2 separate regions of the Homo sapiens genome follow, and region 1 is linked to region 2. Evidence: chromatin loops called from intact Hi-C (ENCODE). Cell type or tissue: heart right ventricle. All regions are shown on one strand.

Evidence for each region. Hi-C counts contacts between places; a loop is a spot of excess contacts. Peaks named below come from ENCODE experiments on the same cell type or tissue, not always from the same donor. Only the 100,000 strongest peaks of a DNase experiment are listed, where the experiment ranks them.
Region 1: it touches region 2 in a loop (3-fold over the local background); 66 of 110 quality-filtered maps call a loop at or near these places.

Annotation. Positions count from the first base shown.
Region 1 is chr3:194,119,889-194,124,888 of GRCh38, forward strand. LOC102724877 reads left to right here. Exons shown (of 6, transcript XR_002959666.2): 6 at 2,935-3,586. Among named protein-coding and RNA genes, the nearest start is that of HES1, 14 kb to the right of the region's middle. In heart right ventricle, no CTCF peak of the experiment used is centred here; no DNase peak of the experiment used is centred here; H3K27me3 peaks cover 2,435 bases.
Region 2 is chr3:194,008,418-194,013,417 of GRCh38, forward strand. All of the region lies in intron 2 of LINC02028 (long intergenic non-protein coding RNA 2028), which reads right to left. Among named protein-coding and RNA genes, the nearest start is that of LINC02026, 7.3 kb to the left of the region's middle. In heart right ventricle, no CTCF peak of the experiment used is centred here; a DNase peak (open chromatin) is centred at 2,008; H3K27me3 peaks cover 2,392 bases.

The DNA of each region.
Region 1 (5,000 bases), 110 kb after region 2:
ATCCTTAGAATGCCCTCCTTCTCACCAGCCTGCATCATCGGGCCCCATCACTCTCACTCTCAGCTCCATCTCCCTCCTCTTCCCCTTGCTCACTTTGCCCCAGTCACTCTGGCCTCCTGGCTGTTCCTAGAGCAGGTGGTCCTGCCTCAGAGCCTCTGCACCTGCTGTTCCCTCACTCTAGAAAGCTTCCCCCAGCAAGCTCAAAGTCAAAGTCATCTCTCTAAGGCCTTTCCTGAGCATGCAATTTAAACCTGCACCCTCCCGGCACTCCCCTTCCCCTTTCCCCACTTAATCTCCCTCTAGAGTACCAATTACCTTTTAAAATAGCATTCAACCGATTTATTTATTTTGCTTATCTGTCTCATCTAAAATGTAGGCTCCAAAAGCATACGGATTTTTTTTTTCTGCTTTCTCAGAATGTAATGTCAGGCAAACTCTTCCTCTGGAAGAGTTCCCATTAATAAGTGTTGAAGAAATGAGGGAAATTTGAAAAAATTCCCATTAGATCACCACAATAATAGTTGCTACAGGCAAGATCCTTTGATGGATTCTAAATTTAGTAGACAGAAGTATAAGCAGAAATAGACCATTTGCATAGTCTTGAAGTACTCTCCTCCACCCCCTACAAAAATATTTAGGAAATACAAAGGGAAAATTGTAACTTTACAGTGAACCATCCTTGCAGAAACCACTTCAACAAAGTGATCACGGTTAACATCAGCCATGAGATAAAGTGGCATCATGGAACCCCTGACATGACGCCTGGAAAGGGCACATTCTCTCTGTGATGTCCTTCCAATAATGCAGCTCCTCGACACAATCCTGAGAAGACACCAAACAAACACAAATGGAGGAGCAGGCTACAAAATAACTAACTAGTCCCCTAAACCGTCAGCAAGTGCAGGAGAGTAAGGACACGTGACTTCTAAATGCACTGTGGAATCCCAGATGGAATCCTACAACAGAAAAAAAGACTTGACTAGGAAAAAATGGTAAAATCCAAATCAAGTCTGCCATTTATAGTATTGTACCAAGATGATTCTCTTAATTTTGATGACTATTCCACGGTTGTGTAAGACTGACATAAGGGGAAGCGGGTTAGAGGGTATAAGAGAGTTCACTCTACTATTTTTGCAACTTCTCTGTAGATCTAAAATTACCTCAAAGCAAAACATTTTGAAAAAAAATCATCAGAGGTAACTGCAAATTTGTCAATCTTCTTTCACAGAACTTTATACTTCTCAGCAGAGAGGAGGGAAAATCAGTCTAGGAGATATCATTATTAAACTTGGAATTTGGAAGAAGGGTCTGCCAGTTAGTTGCTCAAGTAACAAACCTGGTGTCCTTTCCTTTTTTTTTTTTTTTTTTTAAAAAAAAAAGGTCTCACTCTGTCGCCCAGGCTGGAGTGCAGTGGCACAATCACAGCTCACTGCAGCCTTGACCTCCTAAGAACAAGTGATCCTCCCACCTCAGCCTCTCGGGACCACAGCTGAGCACCACCAGCTGGGACCACAGCTGGGCACCACCACACCCTGCTAATTCTTCATTTTTTTTGTAGAGATGGAGTTTCCCTATGTTGTCCAGGCTGCTCTCAAACTCCTGGGCTCAAGCCATCCTCCCGCCGTGGCCTCCCAAAGTGCTGGGACCACAGGCACGAGCCACCACAACCCACTCAGTGTCGTCTCTGGACCCCTCTTTCTCCATCATGGTCCAATCCAGTCACCAAGACTTGTCGGTTCTCTTAATCTCTTGAATCCCTCCTGCTCTCCTGCTCTCCAGCCCCACCAGCACCTCGGAGGCCGGCCTTTCTCTTCTCATCTGGGTTACTTCTGGAGCCTCCTCTGGAATAAGGGGAAAATAGTGAAACTCTAGAGAAGGGCGCTCTTTGCAGACCTGGAAAGGTTCTTCCTTGCAAATGAACGGCATGGAGTTACCTCAAAACCAGGGAGAGGGAAAACCAATGTACGTGACATGGAAACCAGGGTAAAAAAACTGCCTCAAACCTACCAACAAGTGAAAGGAAAAATCTACAAAACTCAAAAGCCCGTCTTGGTCATTCTACACAATCTTTATTCTGTGAGAGAAAGCAGTGGCCCCCACTCAGGATATCAAAGACTGAGGTCCCACGTTATCTCCAGGTTTTACTCAAAGAACTCTGCATATTTGGGTATTATTTTTATCTCTCCCTTTCGTTTATTGTCTCAGGGTAAACACTTGTGATTCATAAATGCCTTAAGAGTGAATCAGTATTCTCCTGTTCAAACCAATAGAGGCCACATCAAACAATAACCTACAAGGTATTATTAATCATTAAATAGGCATATATATGAGCACTCAGGCAAGGGAGCCATTTTTCTTCTCTTGTTTGTTTGTTTGAAGGAAATTAACAAAGTACAAACCTTGATTTTGACCTATTCAGAAAAAAAGCATTTTTTTAACCATTAAAAACTTAGTTAAATTCAAGGCTAAAAGGGCAAATATTTCACGTGGGAAAGTGCTCCTTCGTTCAGGAGACTTCCTTCAGCCATTAAACTATGGTCTGGACTTCAAACTGTAGTAGTTACTTTTTCCATAAGCACACACCATCAAAAAATGAACATTCTCAACCATGGCTGGTAGAAGCAAGAGTCCATTGTAGAATTTCTATGCCGCGGCCACACCTGGGTGCAAACTGACAGGTGGGCAAGCCCAGAGCACATCTGCTCTACGGAAGAAGAAGAAACCAAGTCATGTCAAATACACTGTAAGCACAGGCGTCACGGGACCTCCCTCTCCTTCTCCCTGCCCCTATACACACTAAGGGAGGTCCTCTAGCCTCAAAAATGGGGGTTCCTCCCTCTAAGGATGGTAGATCAATGGTATCACCCCTCACAGATATGGAGGTGCTAAAACATGAATGATTTTTCAATAATATTTCTTCTCCCTGTCCCTCAGGAAGCATCTCTGCTCACACCACGACTGAATGGACACGTGAATCTAGCACATACAGTCGGAGGCCCGCAGAACCGGGATGGTCATGTATCCCAGCCTATGCCAGTTGTCCCAGCATCAGTGTTACTAGCATTATCTTCCACTCTCAAAAGTGTTCCAGTTTGAACCCTAAATGATATGGTCACCTCCACAGAACTGGAGCAGGGAGGGTCTTGGGTGTTCATCTTTCCCACCAATCTTATCTCCTACAAGTGAGATGGGTGTCCAGGGAGGATCTGCCCAGGTTTATGCTTTTGATTTCCCCCTCCCTCTGCAGCCCTTCCCATGCCCTCCTGTCTCCGTGAGGGAGGGAGGACCACCCGCGCATCCTGCACGCCAGGCCCATATTGACGCCTGATGCTTTTGCCTCCATTCAGATCTCGTCTTTCTGTGAACCTGAGGCTCATTTCAATTTTTCAAGGCAGGACCACAACAAGCTCTGCATCTGCCTGCACACAAAGCCGAAATCACAGTGCTTGGGTGGTGGGGACCCTTTTCCCTGAAAAAGAAGAAGTCAGATCATTTCTTAAGGTCTCTCCCAGCCTTAGAACCTGTGATTCATAAGAAACTGGCTGAAGCTTTTGGTTTGTCAATATACTCATGAACCAATTTACCAGAGTGGTTGCCATCCATTTCTTTGAAAAAATTAGCACCTTGTGAATTTTCATTAGATGAATGAGAGTACCTATCTTACATATCAGAGATGTTTATTATATAGTAATAATAAAGGTAGCTAAGAACTTACATTGTATTTACAAAATGCCAGGCACTGTACTAAGCACATTACATATATTGGTCCTTATAACAATCCTATAAGGTAGGTACAATGAATACCTCCCCATTGAACAGGTAGGTAAATCAAGGTACAGAATTGTTATGTCACGCAGCTAGAATGCAAGCAAGTGGAACATGAACTCAGGCAGTCTGGCTCCGGAGTTGGCCTTTTCACCACCCTGCTATCCAGTTTCTCCAAATATCTATGTAAATATATGTTCAGCATTCCTAACCGAAATAATCAGCAGGCCAGTCAAATCTCAGCTGTAAAACACTTGAAGTTCACAGAGCAAGTCACTATTTACATCTAGGAGGGCATTTCACCTCCGCTTTATAGACCCCTTTACCGATATCACTCAGCATTGTAAAACAACAGGTGTGTTGAGGTGCTCTGTCAAAACAGGTGTTTCTGTGTGCTGTGTTTACACTTATTTAACCCAGGGTGTCTGGGCACAATTGCTATTTATTTCTTAGTTATACGGAATCTTCCACAGGGAGCTCGTATGAAAAGAGGTGTGAGGTGGGAAAAGAGGTGAGCAGCGGCCCTACCTCAGGACCTTTGGCTGGGCTTGTACACTACCCCGGCGACTGCTCACTGGACTCACCTGTCCCAGGCATCCTCCACACTTTCTTTTCCAGTCTTCCAGAAGGACCAGTGATCTGCCTACTGGCCTTTTTTCCCCTTCCATCTGCTTCCCAGCAGTGGAACCTGCCTGCTTAAATCTTACTTATTAACTATACATAGATATGGCAGACTGCGATTACAGTAGAATTGTTTGGGAGCTCAGTATCTTGCCTCTTCCCACGTACCTTACCCTGGGAATTGCTTTGTACTTGCATATTGCCATGTGGTGGTGTGTCTTTAATAACCATCAATAAAGATAGGCCTGGGAAAACACAGACAGCCACAGACTCCTCTAAATTCACCTGACTGCACAGAACAGAGCTGTCTGGAGAGGTATCCCGGCTACCCAGAGGTGGTCACCAGGAGTGGTCAAAGTAAACCCACCCCCTTTGATTCAGCAGCCAGAGAGAATTTAGAAGAATAGGCTCACCCTCTGAGGGTTCCTTGAATCCAATAAAACCTGTTCTTAAGTCTGAGTTCATTTATGGATTTATTCTCCAAATATTTGAGAGTGACGGTTCTGTGAAAAGTATTCGCCTAATACCACGAGGTGTTTCATAGCTTCTTTATCAGAAAAGCAATAGAGATCAAGGATGTGGGAAGGAAGGGGAATTTTTTTTTTGAGACAGGG
Region 2 (5,000 bases):
ATTAAGATTCTCCATATGAAATCATCTTGTATTACCAGGATGTGCCCTAGATCCAAGGACAGGTGTCCTTCTAGAGATGAAGAGAAGACAGAGGAGATGGAAGTGATGCAGCTACAAACCGAAGAACCCCTAGGACCACCAGGAGCTTACAGACTCAAGGAGGCTTCTTCCCTAGAGCCTTTGAAGACAGCCTGCAGGCCGGGCGCCGTGGCTCACGCCTGTAATCCCAACACTGTGGGAGGCACAGGCAGGCGGATCACCTGAGGTTGGGAGTTTGAGACCAGCCTAACCAACATGGAGAAACCCCGTCTCTACTAAAAATACAAAAATTAGCCAGGCGTGGTGGTGGAAGCCTGTAATCCCAGCTGCTTGGGAGGCTGAGGCAGGAGAATCACTTGAACCCGGGAGGCTGAGGTTGCAGTGAGCCGAGATCGTGCCATTGCACTGCAGCCTGGGCAACAAGAGTGAAACTCTGTCTCAAAAAAAAAAAAAAAGAGAGAGAGAGAGAGCCTGCAGCCTTGCTAACACCTTGATTTTAGACTTCTGGTCTCCAGACCTGTGAGAGAATAAATTCTGCTGTTTTAAGCCACTCAATTTGTGGTAATTTGTTACAGCGACCATATAAAACTAATAATTTCACTTTTGCAAAATAACTTTTCTTCATTTCTTCCTCTCTTTGATATACTTCCTAAAGGCAAGAGCTACAAACCAGTATACTAATGGACTGGGGAAAAAGCCTACCTTTCTCTCTATCCAGTCCCCAGGGCAGGGCCGCAATTACGTTCAAAGGGAGGGAGAATGCCAGCTCACAAAACCTGACTGCTCCACTTCCTCTCCAGGGGAGACAGCAGCAGTGAGAGAGGCTGAATCCGTGATTATGGACTATGCAGAAAGTGAGTCTCAAAATAAACAGCTCCTGGAGTCAAAGCTCAGGGGACGACATATAGAATTTTAGAGTCTTCAGGACAGAGAGAGAGCAGGTAGTTCAACTTCTTCAGGGAGAGTTTTCAGAGGTACAAGAGAGCAAGGAATTTTGTATATTTGCATATGTTTTTGTTTTATTGAGGACTCTGAGGGCTGGAGAGCAGAGAAATCTGTCCAGGGTCACAAACTAGGGGCTGATACCAACTTCACCACCCAGTGCAGGAGGGCTCTTCTTCTACTTCTGGGGTCCCGCCTCTGTGGTGCTGCCCCCAGAATGGGGGCTTATTACATAACAGGTCTCACTCCCTTAGGTCCTTCATAAGCCCTCAGCTCTCCTGGTCTGGGGACCCCACTCCATGTCATTTTAAACATCTTAAAATGCATGATTATCTCATATCAAATGTAATTTTTTCTCTTTAAAAATCTCATGGTTCTTTTATAATTTTTGCTTCTGAAAGTAATTGCCTATAAACAACTTGCTTGATTTTAGATTTTCTACAGTTTTCAGTAATCATCATACAAACCCAGGAGAATCTAGCCATAGATTGTTTTCAAAAGCAATGAAATTTATATGAATGCTACATTTCATAATTAAAAAGACTGGCATTATGCTTTCTGTTGTACAGATTTAATTAACATTTTTATTAATTTCAGGTCTGCCTTTTAGTGTTTTGATTGGGAAGTATTTGGGGAAGCCTTCACATGAAGGATGGTCAACAGGTGTTAGCAGGTAAGGTAGACAGAACTGGGTGGCAGTGCCTGAAATGTCCAGCAAACATCTCGGCTTGTGGGGCTGAGTGTAGGTGAGGGAAATAGCAGGAGAATGGATTTTAAGCACTGAGCCAGGCACTACCATATCCATAATCTCCTCTGAGACTTGGAAACCAAGCTGGGGCCAGGTTACAAATGACTTCACATGCCATTCTCCCCGCTGCCTGCCACTTGTACCTTGGGCAGCCACTGGGGACATTCCTGGTTCTGGATTCCTGCCTCTGAGCAGCTCTCTTAACATGAGTAGGAGGCCTGTGCTTCCCCACACCCGTTTCCATCTGTTTGCATGGACCAGAGCCACTTGAGATAGGGCCTTCCTAGGAATAGAAGGTAAGACCAGCATCATTCCAGGGCCACTGTGGATGGGCTTTCCCCGCCCAGGAAATGACTGCTGCATTGATCTCTGTGCCACTCAGGCCAGGGCATCCTTGTGGGGAGGATTCCAGTCTGCATTGCATCAAATACCTATGAGAGGGAAAAGCCGTTTAAGCTAAGCATATGTTTATTTGATTGAAACAAATAACTCTCACAGGCCACAAACAATACAGGCAGACAGATGTTTCAAGCGGCACCTCATCAGCTGATTGGGCCATCATGCAATATCAGTGCACAGAATAATTCTGGAAAGATTCTAGGAAGGGAAGTTGGCTATCTTAAAATCTCTCCCTTTGGGATGAATTTCACAGCAACCACTTTAGATGGCAGTAGCGACTGATTATCCCCATTTTAAACCTTAGAACAGAAGGACCACTCCCCCAGTGATACCCAACTAGGAATGGAAGAAGCCAAGAAGACCACAACCCAGGTCTTTAGACTCTGAGATCTCTTTTCGTTGAGCTTGGCAGAACTACCACTCCAAAGACTCACAGCCTCTCAACGAATGGTGAGAGCATGTTACAAAGACATAGAAACTGGCTTGAAAGGGCGCCTGCTGGTCAAACCTGGGACAATTTATTTATCAAAATAAGTAATAATGATAATAGTTGTAACTTTTGAGTAAAATAGAAATCTGTAAATCCACACTGATACAAACAAATACACAGAAAGAAGAGAAAGCTGTCTTTATAGTAAAATGACAACTGGTAAAAGTAGACATAATGGAATTAGAATCACCATTTAGCAATCATCATAGTGATATTCAGCCAAGAAACATCAGTAGATGTTAGAACTAGTGGGTGAATGTTTACTAAGAAATGGGGAAATTTCATACTTTCAGAGTACCTCCAGCCAAATTCTTATTAACGACAAAGGGAAAAAGAGTAATTTTACAATGAATAGTCCTGACAAATACCACCTCAACTGAATAATCAAAGTGAACATTGGCTGGGCGCGGTGGCTCATGCCTGCAATTTCAGCACTTTGGGAGGCCAAGACTTGTGGGGCACTTGAGCCCAGGAGTTTGAGACCAGCCTGGGTGATATGGCAAAGCCCCATCTCTACAGAAATACAAAAAGTTACCTAGGTGTGGTGGCGTGTACCTGTAGCCCCAGCTACTTGGGAGGCTGAGGTAGGAGGATCACCTGAGCCTGGGAGGTCGAGGCTGTAGGGAGCCGAGATCATGGCACTGCACTCTAGCCTAGGTGACAGAGTGGACCCAGTCTCAAAAAAAAAAAAAAAAAAAGCAAAACCAAAAAAAACCTACAGTGAACATCACCAATAATGGGTCAAGTAGAAATCATGCACCACCTGATCAGATGTAAATATCTTGTCAAAAATACACCTCTCAATCTAATCAGGAGAAAACATTCGACAAAACCAAACTGAGAGACATTCTACGAAATAATCAGCACATCCAATCAAAAGTGTCAGTTATGAAAGTCAAGGAAAGATCGAGGAACTCTTCTGACTGAAGGAAGCTAAAGAGACATGACAATTACATGCAACAGGTGTTCCAGGATTGGGTCCTTTTGCTAGAACAAATATTATTTGAATAATTGTCAAAACTTAAATGGCATCTGAGGATTAGATGGCAGAAATGTTTTGATGTGAATTTCTTTATTTTGATGATTGCACTATAATTATGTAGGAGAATGTCCTTGTTTGTAGGAATTACACACTCAAGTGTTTAGGTTCAGGTTAAAAAGTTCTTTGTCTATTTCTGCAGCTCTCCTGTAAGCATGTAATTATTTCAAAATAAACAACTTAAAGAAAATTCCCAGACGCGAGTGAAAGCGGGGGATATTAAATATATTTTTGTCACTTCTTCCAGGAAATAGGCTGCCTTCCTCAAGGACAGGGTAGTAACCAAGGACAAGCTGTCAGTTGAGACAGCTTGGTGTGCTTCTAGAAAGCCCTGTTTGCAATGAATGTGTGCAAATCAGTCCTACATCCCCAGTAGCTTAAATTTATGAGACTTCATTGTCGTTTACAGTCAACCTTTAGTTAACAGCAGCTCTTTCATTTTACCTTTACATCTGACTCATTCAATGAAAAAAATTTTCTGAAAAACAAAACACTGAAGAGTTCTGAAATAGCTTCCATCCATAAGGACCTTTTAATAAATGTGTTTAAAAAAAACTACAAAATCTAAATCTGTAATGTCAATGCTGGTTTCCTTAAAAGGGAGAACAACCAGAAATGAATGTGCTATCACCCAGCATGTAAGATAAACAAAATCAGCACCAGCTTACCACCACACAGAGCAATATACCTTCCTGTTATATTCTTCTTGCTGTCTACTGCTTTTCTGCTAAATTATGAATTTCCAATGAAATGTTTTACAGTGTATGACTCTTCTGTCTACCAATAGCTGGCTTGCCCTCCCTCACTCCCTCTCTCCTTCCCTCCCTTCTTCATTGTCTTCATGCACCTGGGGAGATCAGAAAGTGTGTTTTTCTTACAAACCTTAGGAAAACTATAACACCTAGTGAGCCTATAATTAAACTTAATATAAACTGGGAAAGGCAGACAAGAAAGAAAATGAAAATTGTGAATTGGATGAGACAGGCAGTTAGCACATCCCCATTTCCTTTGTGAAAGACGAGTAAAGTCTGCAGACGTCAAGTTCTCTCTGTGTGCTGTGCCTAACTTGGATCTGTATTTCAACTCTCCTTTCTCAAAGAAATGCCATGTCCTAGGGATGCTTGGAGCGTTTCCGCAGCATTCCACAGGAAGCTGCAATGACCCTCCATCCTCTCCAAGTAGAACAGGCTGTCTCCAACTCACAATCTCACTATGTTCCAAAAGTTCTTTTTTCTTTTCTCTTTTTTTGTTTTTTGACACGGAGTCTCACTCTGTCGCCCAGGCTGGAGTGCAGTGGCACAATCTCAGCTCACTGCAACCTCCGCCTCCCGGGTTCAAGCGAT